Linked DNA regions of Homo sapiens: region 1 is linked to region 2. The links are chromatin contacts, found by Hi-C or POLR2A ChIA-PET in ENCODE. All regions are on one chromosome and are shown on one strand. The core of a region is the stretch at or near the end of the contact, and the rest is flanking DNA. Distances in the headings are between cores, read along the strand shown. Region 1 holds the start of LINC01861 (long intergenic non-protein coding RNA 1861). Region 2 overlaps GALNT10 (polypeptide N-acetylgalactosaminyltransferase 10).

Region 1 (6,532 bases), core at 3,355-5,854, 510 kb before region 2:
TTTTGGTGCATTAGACTCACCTGGAGGGCCCCTTAAAACACAGATTGCCAGGGTTTAGTTTCTGATTCAGTGGGTCTGGGGTAGGGCCTGAGAATTTGCATGTCTAGCAAGTACTCAAGTGCTGCTGCCACTAATGGTCCAGGGACCACAGTTTGAGAACCACTGATCTAGCTCAATATCATCATATTACAGATGGTGAAACTAGGCCCAGAGAGATAGGAACTTGCTCAAGATCTCATATCTAGTTAGTGCACCCCATTTGAAAGGATCAAAGCAAATCTCTTGAGAGCAATTCCCAATTGTATGTTTTAAATTTTTTTCTCCATAGAATTTTAAACATTGGGTTTATTAACAGTCATCACCACGGTCATCATTATCCTGAAATGAGATCTTTGAAATCAAAGGAAGAAATAGTTGGTAGTTAGCATGCCAAGTAACAGGACAGCCTGCCTCATCAATACACAGGAAGCCAAATTGGAAAAGAGTTCTCCTAAGTGAGTTCTTTGACAAGATTTCCTTTCTTTCTCCTTCCTTTAGATCAGATTAGAGGCAGGTTAGATTAGATTTAGGTCCAGATTGGATTTCAGGGCCCTTAGACATCACTTAGTCCCCTGATCACCCAAACAAAAAAACATGCCATCATATTATTCTTATCACTTATCAGTGTCTGGAATTCATACTTACTTGTGTTCTTGCTTCCCACAATCTCCTCCACTAAAACCTATGTTCATGAGAGCATGGACATTCTCAGGGCCTGGCATTTACAAGCTTTTAATAATTATTTGTTGATTAATTAACTGAGAACCATATTAGCTAGGAAAGGATTCATTAATCTGATGAATTTATTGACATTTGGCAGGGATTTGAGTCCTGAGGCCATAGTCCGAGAAAGATGTGATCAGGTAGAAGGCAGGAAAGTTACCCTGGCACCAAGATCCCAAGAAGCAGCAGAAAAAAATGTTGCCACAATGGAAAAGAGATTCTAAGGGCCAATCCCAGCCACTGTCCCTTACCCCCGCAACACACACACAAGCTCTCACACATATTTTCACACATGCCCCACACTCTGCCTCCCAAGAAAAACAGCTTAGCAGCTGAGCTATCCAAATCACACCATAAAGATCCCAGACAGGGGAAAAGATCATCCACTATAATTACCATGTAGGAGCTTTCATATGGCACCCTGCTAAAAGCAGGGAAGCAAGACGGATCAGAACAGACAGCTTATTAAATTATCCAGTGCATCAACTCAATGAACACTTCCAAATGGTTTTCTTTTCCTCTTTTTTTCTATCCATGAGTTTTTAATGTTTGCTCTCCTTTCTCCACTGTTTAGGATTCCCGTTAGGTGTTCAGATCACTGCTTTCCTTCTGCCGGCTGCTGTCTCTTATCATCCACCTTCCTGAATCATTCACATAGAGTGGGAGATACAGCATGTCATGTTGCAGACTGGACCCAGCTTTTGAAGTTAGAAGACCCACGTTTGATCGTGGTTCTTCTGTGTGATCCTGGGCATGCTATGAATTTGCCTGAGCTGTGGATTCCTCAAAGGTAACATAAGGGTGATAGCACAACTCAGTTTGGGGCAGAGATTAGAGGGGATGACATATAGCAGCCCACTTTCCAAACTGCCAAAAGAGGAACAGGTGTGAGCTGCCAGGACCATGTCAGGATGGATTTTTGGCCTTTGTCTAAGGCACAAAATCATTTGGCAAGTGCTAGGAAGAGGTCCTCTGCCTCCAGATAGTGCTACAGAAATGCACTACACAAGAGCTTTCAATTTGATTAACAAATATCCACCTTGAAAATGCAAATAGACAGGTGAAAAAAATGCATCTGTCTACCTTCCAGTCATCCTCATTTTAGTGTGAATCTGATTAAAAGCATTCCTTTCCATGAAAGGGCTAGATGAGCCCTGCCTGGATGAAAGAATGAATCATCTGGTAGAGTTTGGGCAATCAGGAAGGAAATGTTCAAGCCTGGGAATACTACGAAAGTGAGTTTGTTAGAATCCGGGTGGCTATAAAGAGAAGTTAAATTCTCTAAGCCCCAGTTTCCTCATCTGTAAAATGAGGGTAATAGTACCTACCTAGAGTCATTATTAGAATTAAATAAGGTAAAGTATGAACCACTTAGTGTGAGCATAGCACAAAAAAGAACTTAGTGAAACTTAACTACCACTACAGTTACTAAGAGTGGTATCATTATTATAATAACATTTATTTTTATTACTACTTCTACTAGCTGTCAATAAGCAGCATATGGCCCTCTGAACCTTGCTTGGAAAGATGCCCATCTTTCAAAGCCTCTTTTGTATCATTAATCTATTGCTGTTTAATAAAGCACCTCAAACTTGATGGCCTAAAACAACCATCATTTATTTTGCTCATGAATCTGTAATTTAGGCAGGACCTAGGGGAATGGCTTACTTCTGCTATATATGGCATCAGCTGGGGTAGTTCATCTGAAGACTAGAGGATCTAGTTTCAAGATCACTCACTTACACTGCTTAAAAAAAATGGTGCTACCTCTTGGCTGGGAACTCAGCCAGGGATATTGGTTTCAGTTCCTCTTAATCAGTTGTTTGGGCTTCTAAACAGCATGGTGACTGAGTTGCAAGAGGGAGCTTCTCAATAAAATAAAAGAACATGGCATTTTTATGACTTAGCCTCAGAAGTCACATTATGTCCCTTCCTCTGTACTCTGTCTGTCCAGGCAATCACAAAGATGCACCCATGTTCAAGGGGAGGGGACACAGACCCTACCTCTTCATGTAGGAGTGTTAAGATTGTAGAAAAAACATGTGGGATGGAAAATATTTTTGCAGCCTTCTTTAGAAAATATAATCTGCCATACCTCTCAGGAAAGTCTTCCTGAATTCTTCACCCTCACCAGTTACATGACCTCCTTTGGTGTCCAACTTTCTTTTACCACTCACATTACCCTGAAATGTTCAGCACTGTCTTTCTGTTTTTCCAATATCCAAAATAAATGGCATGGAGATGGTGGCAGAAAAAGGAAATAGAGATGCTTTACAATTTGATCTTGCTATCACTGTTTGGACACAGACAGCTCTGGAATATAATTTTATTCATTTAGAACTTTTCAACCTCTCAATTTCCTCATCTATGAAACAAGGAATAATAGTGATGACACCTCAATGAATTTTTTGAGAAAATCATATTAAGCACATCTAACTTCATGAAGCACGTAACTTACATTAGTAAACCTGGCTTTTAAGAGTTAGCACAAAAATATTAGCTATTATGATACCACTAAGTTGGAATTTGCGACAATTCATACAGAAAATAGATTTTTCTTACCCTAAGAATGTCCTGTGTTGTAACTAGTGAAAATTAAAGGTGGAGAAAATGTCAGGGAATGAAGCAGAGAGGAAAGATATCTTAAATATTTATGGCACGGCTCTTTTAAGCCTTTCACATGGAGGAGGTGGGGCTTGTACGGCATCCTCTAAGCTGAGTCCATTTTGGAGAGGTAGTGGAAGTGGGGAAGAGCATGAATGAGTAGAGAAAACTGGGCCAGTGTGAAGGGTCTGAAGGAGTCGCATCAAGCAGAGAGTGCCCTGTCTCGCCCAGCCAGACGACACAAAGCAGAAGATGGCATTTCAGATGCCCTCCAGCTCAGCAAGTCTCTACTCCTCCATTCGCAGAGGTTCTTTGTCACAAAGAGAACCTCCTAAGCCACAAAAGGAACTTAATGGAAAGATGCTGGAATGTTCAAGAAAGGAGGTGGGCTGGCTCCAGGGGTCTAGGCAGCAGGGAAGGCTGTGTGGGCCTTCTTACCAGAACATTGCCATGGAATGGGATTTGGCTCCAGAGACCACTATGATCAGAGTCTTTCCACTCCAAGTTTCCAATTCCCAGTGTCTTACCCTGGGTTAATCAGCTATGGCAAGGGAAGCAGGATCCGACAGTATGGGAGTGGCTGCTGTTAGCTCATCCGACATAAAGAGACAACTGTAGAGAAAGAAAACGAGGCAGAATTGACACAGAGAGGCAGCAGTGGGCAGGGAGCCCTTACATAGTGAAGGTCCTGGCCAGGTCCTCCTCCTCCCTCTCCATTGTCACAAAAACTGCCCTGCACTGGGTGGCGCAATGGAGTTCCAGAGAATTTAATAAGCAAAATGTGTTTATTATTCATCTATCACGTGCCAGACAGTGTGTTTAGCACTACAGATACAGAAATGAATGGACACTCCATTTCACAGCACAGGAGTACTTAGTGGTTAAGAGCCCCCAACTGGGAATGACAAAGATCAGGGTTCAAATTCCAGTTCTACCCCTTATGCATTGTGTAAATTTGGCCCTGTCTCCTCAAGCTACAGTGAAGACTGGCTAATAATTGTGCCTACCTTACAGGTCATTATAGTTCATCACAAGGATTTAACAAGAGAAGGTAGACAGTCCTCATGAGATGCCTTACACCTAGCGAGCACTGCATATACTTGGCTGTAACTCCGACTGTAACAAAAAAAAAAAAAGGACTTCCCTGCCAACTTTACCTGTCAGTGCTAGAAGAGACTGTATATTCTTATTCCAGGGTATAGGCAGATGTCCTGCCCAGTGGGATCCAGCCCCACAAACATCAGAATCACCTAGGAAACCAGTCAACAATGCAGCCCCCAGCCTTGCTCCCAGATTGTCTGATTCAGGACATCAGGAGAAAGGTCTGGAATCTACATTTAAAGCTTCCCCTCACAATCTAAGTGATTTTAATACATAATTATTATGAGTACCAGTGTTCTAGACTAGAAAATCCTCTTACTTGAAGGCAAGGAAACTGACAATGATGGAAAGAAAACAATTCGACTTAAGATCTCACAATGAGAATTACTGGGCAAATTAGTTTTCTATTGTTGTGTAACAAATTACCACAGACTTAGTGGCTTAAAACAGTACGGTAAAACTATTTTTTCCTAGTTTCTGTAGATCAGAAGTCTAGGCATAAGATGGCTGAGCCCTCTGCTGTTTGGTCCCAAAAGGCTTAAATTAAGGTGTTGGGCTGCCATCCTTTCTACAGCTCAAGGATCCCCTTTCAAGCTCTCATGGTTGTACGCAGAATTCCATTTCTTGGGGTTATAGGACTAAGGGCTCTGTTTCATGCTGGCTATCAGCCAGGGGTCACTCTTAACTCCTAGAGGCACTCTCCGGCCTTTCCATGTGGCCCCCTCCATCTCTAAAAGCCAGCAATGGAGAATCTTCTCACATTGAATCCTCCCCATGCTTTGAATCTCTCACTTTTCCCATCTTTAACCTCTAGTCTCAGATGTAAAGGGCCGATATGTAGTTAGGTGAGGCCCAACCATTTGATTAACTCAAAGTCAACCAGTTACTACCCTTTATAACAGCTACACAATTGCTGTATGCCATAACATAACCCTGGGAGTGACAGCCTGTGATAATCACAAGTTTTGCCTACATTCAAGGGAAGGAGGTTTTACAAGGGTGAGGGTCATGGGAGGTCATTTTAGAATTCTGCCTACTACACTGGGAATATAATCTAAAACTCAGACAAAACACAGCTTGTCAGTCATGCAGAAGTCACCACCCCTCACATTACAGCAATAGCTTCCTAACCTCTAAATCAACATTTGTACCTCCAAACCAAATAATACAAGAAAAGTTCATCGATGTAAAATGTAGCTTATAACTGTTATTTCAAGGCATTGTAAGCACATAGGTTGTCGATGTATTGAACAGGCACTTTCTTTGGTGTATCTCGGTGAAAAAATTGACAGTCGAGCTTACTCACCAACCCTTGCCTGTGTCCAACAAACACAACTGAAATGGAACTTAAACTGACCATCGTAACCAACCACTCACAAAATCAAGTGCTCAAACAGAAACAGATGGGAATGACAAAGGAACCTAACCTAGTACAGGTTGAGTTTATTTTGTCTGAAATGCTTAAGACCAGGAGCATTGCAAATTTTGGATTTTTTTAATTTTGAAATGTTCACATTATACTTACCAGTTTCCCTAATCTGAAAATGCTCCTGTGAACATATCCTTTGAGCATCATGTCAGAATTCCGTAAGTTTTGAATTTTGGAGCATTTCAGATTTCAGATTTTTGAAGTAAGGATACTCCATCTGTACCTCCTATGTACTTAGCACAATCTTTGTACATTATCTCATTTAAGAGTTAAGACAGTCTCATGAAATAGACATTATTATTCCTATTATAAATAAAGAAAATGAGATCTTTGGGAAAAAAAAATACAGGTAGCAAGAGGTAGTACCAGGATTAAACCTAGGTCAGGTCAGTCTAACTTCAAACTACATATTCTATCCACAGATCCAATATTAATAAATGTTGGTTATCTTCTCTATTACCTCAATCATACAATATATTTTTAAGACAAACAAAAAATCTCCACCAGCAAAACAAGACAGTGTCCCTCATGCAGTCTTAAAAAATAAGAACTACATTTTGTTCCTGCCCTAAGTAAAACTAAATCTTTCCAACAGTGTCAGATGTATTACTAATTACACAATTACATTATGCAGTC
Region 2 (6,319 bases), core at 3,565-6,064:
AGGCCCCAGGTGGAGCAGTTGGAAGGACAGTCCCCAATAGGGAGAAGGTGCACTGGACAGGCAAAAACAACAGATGCCCATTGCAGGGAGATTAGACCAGGGACATAATCCTGTGAATAATTAATATTTCACTTCTGGTAAAAGGCAATGAAGCAAGATGCTGTGTGTAGGTATAAAAGGGTGAGAAGCCCCTGAGGAGGTGGCTCTTAAGGGGACCTGAAGGATGAGTATGAGGTAGCCAGGCAGAGGGAGGAGTCTATGAGGGGAGTCAATGGGTGTGGTGAGCAAGAAGTGAGTGGAATGAGGTGAGGGTGGAGGGCTGCACGGGGCTCTTGGTCAGGCCAGAGGACATTCTGAAGTGATGGGCGTGGCCTGCACTGGGATGCTCTCAAAGGACCCAGGAGTGAAGCAGCTTCATCTGAGCAGATGTCTGTCTTCCTGAGGGTAGTTCACATTCAGAGTCGGCCACCAGGGCATCCTGTGCTGGGCAGGGAAGCCATGGAGTAAACCCACTGACCAAACCCTCCAGACATCCCAGGAATCTGAGGGCATCCTGGATGCCTCAAGCCTCCCGACATATCAGGGTCACCCTGGTCCCTCAGGAACCTTCAGGCTGATGGCCAGCATGATTGGGGCCAAAGAAACCAGAGGTCACAGCAAAGAGAAGGATTTGGAAATTTATCATCCACCTGCATAAAGTTAGGTGCCTCTGCCAAGCAGAGCTGGACACAGAGCCTCATTAGCTAATGCAAGTTTAATATGAAGACAAGGAAGCTGGATGCCGACCTGATCAACTGCCCGGGAGACGTTCAGAAATAGAGCAGGGTAAGGTGTCCCACCTGCTCAGGGCCACTGCACCACCTGAAAGGCAGAGGGCAGCCCAGCAGCGACCTGGGCAATACCCGCCAGGCAAAAGCATCACTTCCACATCAATCACTTTGTATAAAGGAAGAGTTATTGTTATGGGATGCTGGCGCCTGATCAATATCTCCTGCTTTGAAAATAAACTTCTTGGTTTGGCCTTGACATTAATCTACCATCAGGAGCCCATTATCTCGAGACCAATGTTCTGTTCTATTGACTGGCTGGATTTTTTTTTCTCCCCCAAGATCAGAATATAATTGCATTTCTCCAGGCAGCACTTCCAATAATTGCAGCCCTGTGCACATCCCCTCTCGGGAGGGCCAGAGTACATCAGGGCTGGGGATGGAGACAGCAGGAAGTAGTGGGGGACAAAGGACCTTTTAGGAGCCAGGTGGAAGAGCAAGCCCTTCTAGAGCCCCTGAATTAATCAAGATGTGAAGCCCAATCCCCACGACCTCATCGAGCAGTTCCAACTGAAAAGAGCACTTTTGCACAGAATCTGGTTTGCAGATGTCCCCATTCCTGCCCCCCATTCCACAAATGAGAGACTATGGTAGCGAGATTCATAATAATGTCCTGAATCCAGCTGTGTCCCCCCATCGCCTCAGCACCCCTCACCCAGGGTCAGGACGGTCTCATATCAGGACGACTGCAAGAGCCTCCCGGGCCTACTCTCCCTGAGGCCTGCCCCATCAGGCTGTTCTCCACCCCACTGGCAGAGTCATCTTTGTAAGATGTAAGTGGATTGTGTGTCTCCCTCACTGAAGACCTTCTGTGAAGACTCCTTGTTCTGCCCCGTGAGGGCCCTGCGGGAGCCCTGCCCGCGTCTCTGGCCTCCCCTCCCATCCCTCTTCCCCTTTCTCCCTCTGCTCCTGCCCTGGCTTTCTTTTTGATTATGCCAAGCTTGGCCCTGCCCTGGTGCCTTTGCACTTGCTCTTCTCCCACCCGTTCCCTTGCCTTTACTTTCACCTTCTTGGTTCCACCTCAAACATCCCTTCCGAAGTGAGGCTTTCCCTGACTGGGGAGCATAAAGTAGCATCTCTCACATCCCATACACCCCTACAACGAATCTATGCAATGGCCCTGCTCTGCCATCGCCACCTGAAACCATCTCCCATGTTAGTTACCTATGCCAGGAAAAATTACCCCCAGAATCCATCTTAACACAATACACAGTTATGATGGCAGCGCTTCCCTAGGCCAGGGATTTGGGAGTGGCTTGGTTTGATAGCTCCACCTTGGGTCTCGCATAGGAGAATAGTCAGGCCATGAGCCAGGGCCGCAGTCATCTGCAGGCTTGACTGTGACCACGACCTCTGCTTCTTGGTGGCTCACTGACCTGGCTGGCAAATTAGTGCTGTGGGCAGGAGGCCTCAGCTCTCACCGCATGGACCTCTCCACAGCATGGCTGGGGTGTCCTCAAACATGGCAGCTGGCTCCTCCAAAGCCAGCGGTCCCACAGAGAAAGGTGGAAGCCACGGCATCTTTATGACCGTCATTTCTGCAGTATCCTGTGGGTTACACAGGTCAGTCCTCATGTGACTCACTGGGAGGCATCTACACAGGGGCACAAATACGAGGAGGCAGGGATTGTGAGGCCACTTCGGAGGCTGGGGCCTCGGCTGACTGATTCACTGCTGTGTCCTGAGTATGCACCAGATCTTGTGCTAAACCCTTTTACACACAATATCTCATCTTCCAGTCCTGCCTCCTCTATTTCTTTACAGGAAACTGAGTCTCAGAGAAGTTAAGTACCTTAATCAAAGTCATAAAGTGGGTAAGTGGCTGAGCCAGGATTCAAACCCAGGCCTGCCAAGGAGGGTCTGTGTAGGCCAAAGTCATCAAGTGGGTAAGTGGCTGAGCCAGGATTCAAACCCAGGCCTCCCAAGGAGGGTCTATGTAGGCTGGGCCCCTCAGTGGGTATGAGTCAGTATTGGCTGTACATGTTCACATTCCCAAGTTGCTATCAGACCAGTGGGCAAACTCAGGAGCTCTCTGTGATGTCAAATACTCCTCCCTGGGAGAGGGAGGCAAAGAGAACCATCAGATCCCACACTGCGGCAAGACCCAGCTGCACAGCCTAGCAAGCCAGACTCAGAGAAGGCAGGGCAGGGAGGCTGACGGAACTGCTCAGGGAGACCCAGCGAGAGGCTCATAGATCCAGGAGGAAAATAAATATGTGACAGTAAATCTACGGAACCTGTGTGCCACCTTGACTACTTATGCTGTGGCTGATGTCACTTTGTGATCACCATGGTCTTTCCCACTGATCCCCCGATGCCACCCTAGAATTCTCAACACAGCACTCCATAGTGGATTAGAGCTCAGATTCTGAAGTCAGCTAAAACAGGGTTTAAATTTTGGCTCCACCACTTACTCTGTGACCTGAGTCACATTTCTTAGCTTCTCTGAGCCTCCATTTCAGCATCTGTAAAATGTTACTACCTACTTTATAGGTTTTCTGATGAGGCTTAAGTGTGGTTGTGCATGTGACCATCTTAGCATAGTGTGTGGCAATGGTAAGCACTCAGTGCTGTCAGCTGTTTTTACCGCTGTTATTATATTACTGTGTTTTCCCATGTCATTAGGTCTGTGATCCAGGCTTCAGCAGACAATCCAGGCTGATGCTTTTGCTGAGTGCACTAAGGGATGCTGGCCTGGCGGGATGGTGAACTGGAAGCAGAAACGTCATCCTCTCTCTTCCTTCTTGCCATGCAGGTGTGGATGTGTGGGGGCCGCATGGAGGACATCCCCTGCTCCAGGGTGGGCCATATCTACAGGAAGTATGTGCCCTACAAGGTCCCGGCCGGAGTCAGCCTGGCCCGGGTAAGGTGGTGGCTTTCCTTGGCGGGTAGAAGGGGTTGGCCTAGGACCATCAGCTGCACTGAGGCACCCTGGGGCCCTAGACTGTGTTATGTGATCTCTGGGTTTGAGGATGTGCCTCCCATTCTCCAGGTGAAATCTGATTTAAAAGAACTCCCTTAAATCCCTACTTAACCATTCATTGCTATGTGACCTGGGGAGGGTTGCTTAAGTCCTCTGAACCTGTGTTTCCTCCTTTGTTTAAAGAGAGCTAATTCTTTCCAACTCCCAGCATTGCCAGGAGAATTAAGGAGGTGATACTGTTTCCCAGAGTGTGACAGAGGAGACGATCTTAGGCAGCAAACACAGGAATGTTTTCTTGTTCATGTGTTTAAGTTAATGTGGATTCTAAATTAATGTGTATTCGTGTAGCTAACCTGTAATTTCACAGATATTATTACTTAGCATACAGCTAAAGTAGGTGCAAAGTTAGACCAGAGGTGATGTAAAAAAACATGTTAGATAAATATTAATACAGGTGGTGTGGTGTGGTGTGTTTGGGAAAGCTTGCGTACTAAATTTCTGGAGGGGAAGTGGGCTTCATAAATGTCAGTGTCTTTCTCTTCTCCTCACCCCCTGTCTACTCTTACTGCCAAAACCTCTGCATGTCAAACTGTTTCATTGCCTTAAAATGGTTTCTATCAATCATTGCTTCAATTAAATTGGCCACTGGCTGCAAATGGAAATCTGTCAGCCAGAGTTTGTTTTTGGTTTGGATATTAAATGTATTCGGAAAAAAATAAATAAATCCAGGTGACCACAAAAGAAAAATGAAGAGGAGGGAGGGTCCCCAGAGGATAGAAAGAGCCTTGCGGGGAAGCTGGAAAGGACCCCCGCACAGCTTTCCCTCCGGGGAGCCTGTGAGCCCCGCCCCGGCCAGGAGACCCCGGTGCTGGCCGGGTTGGCATTAGACCGCACTGCCTCCTGTCCAGGGCGCTGCCTCCTCCTCCACTTGACAACCTTGACGTGTAGAATTGCAGCCCCCGGGACCTAGAAGAGCGTTGTCCTGTGACTTACAAGGAAAGCCGAGAGGCTCAAAGAGGCCGCGCGTCTCCCTGAGAGCCATCAGTGGGTGGGAGCTGAGCTCCGGGAAGTGTCAGGGGCCGCGTGGAGGGAAAGGAGAGCCGGCAGTGCCCTCCAGTGGTAGCAGAGCCTAACGACGCCCTCACCAGCCATCCGCGCTGCCCACAGCCCCATCCGACACGGGCGGGGGGTAGGTTCTAGGTTCAGTCCCTTGAAGCAGGAATCGCGTTCTTCTGAAAGGCCATTTGGCGATCCCTGAGGAGGGAGCCAGGCAGGAAAAGCGCACGCTCTCTCGGTACGCCCAAGACTGAGACTCTTCCGGCTACAAGGGACCATGGGGACACTCCAACTCCAGACCAGGAGCAACCCTAAAGCATTCTTTTCCTCTGCAGAGCTGTTGTTGATAAGGCTCACCTAAAAATAAAAATAGCCGGGCGCAGTGGTGTGTGCCTGTAGTCCCAACTACTCAGGAAGCTGAGGTGGGAAGATCACTTGGGCCAGGGAGGTCGAGGCTGCAGTGAGCTGTGTGTGCCACTGCACTCCAGCCTGGGTGACAAAACGAGACCATGTCTCAAAGAAAGTTTGTTGTTGTTGTTGTTGCTGTTGTTTTTTTTTTTAAAAGGCCCACCTGATAAAGAGACATTACCGCCTCCTGCTTGTTATAGAACCATTATTATAGATTAATTCAGTGGATAAGAGCTAACTGTAGTAATACTTATAAAAATTCCCTTCGAGCCAGGCATGCAAAGCATTTTACTTATCTCACTTAATTCTCACTTGTTTTTAACCCCATTTTAGGGATGGGGAACATGAAACGTGATGTTGGCGATGGAAACATTAAGTAACTAGTGCCAGAATTCAAACCTGTGTAGGTCTGACAGGTACCTGGCACATAGCAATTGTTCCTTAAACAGTGACTGCTGTTATTAGTGTTAGCATCAATATTAACAATAAAGACTGGAACATGTATTTAAAAGTCTTATCTAAATTCTGTGTTTAGGCATTTTAACGTATTTCTCTTTTACCTATCTGTACTGAAGCATCGTCCTGTGTTTGGCTTTAAGCCACTTAACAATCTGAGTGGTGCCTCATGGCTTCTTCCCCAGGGACTCTGTGATCCATCAGGTCTGATTATGTGTGGGTTCGCAGAACCACAGAGATGCCTGAATCAGGTGCGGCCTTTTATTATGGTGACTAACAACCCTCAATTACTTGCAGACCACATTTAAAATATTTGTTCAGTGGGCCGGGCGTGGTGGCTCATGCCTGTAATCCCAGCAGTTTGGGAGGCCAAGGCGGGCGGATCACCTGAGGTCAGGAGTTCAAGACCAGCCTGGTCAACATGGCAAAACCCCATCTCTACTAAAAATACAAAAATTAGCCAGGCGTGGTGGTGTGCGCCTGTAATACCAGCTACTAGGGAGGCTGAGGCAGGAGAATGGCTTGAACCCGGGAGGCGGAAGTTGCAGTGAGCCGAGACTGAGCCACTGTACTCCAGCCTGAGCGACAGAGCAAGACTCCATCTTGGGGGGAAAAAAAGTGCTCAATGTTTTAATAACCACATCCTAAG

The links. Hi-C counts contacts between places; a loop is a spot of excess contacts on that map. ChIA-PET counts read pairs that join two places held with the same protein, here RNA polymerase II (POLR2A).
Region 1: a loop to region 2 is called in a map with no recorded cell type, with 2.4 times the contacts of the local background. The contact joins the promoter of LINC01861 here to the enhancer-like site in region 2. A Hi-C loop is called at or near these places in 1 of 37 single-sample maps with no recorded cell type. POLR2A ChIA-PET finds 5 or more read pairs at or near these places in 1 of 52 experiments (H1).

The regions. Positions count from the first base shown.
Region 1 is chr5:153,894,383-153,900,914 of GRCh38, forward strand. LINC01861 (long intergenic non-protein coding RNA 1861) reads right to left here and starts at 4,605. Exons shown (of 4, transcript NR_146729.1): 1 at 4,524-4,605; 2 at 3,805-3,978; 3 at 1,159-1,403.
Region 2 is chr5:154,400,522-154,406,840 of GRCh38, forward strand. It overlaps GALNT10 (polypeptide N-acetylgalactosaminyltransferase 10), which reads left to right. Exons shown (of 12, transcript NM_198321.4): 8 at 3,583-3,690. All of the region lies in intron 2 of SAP30L-AS1 (SAP30L and GALNT10 antisense RNA 1), which reads right to left. Among named protein-coding and RNA genes, the nearest start is that of SAP30L-AS1, 42 kb to the right of the region's middle. RefSeq lists a silencer at 4,823-4,872. Within about 2 kb of position 4,815, at least 3 of the 41 ENCODE cell types and tissues checked have a DNase peak (open chromatin) inside an H3K27ac peak, as active enhancers do.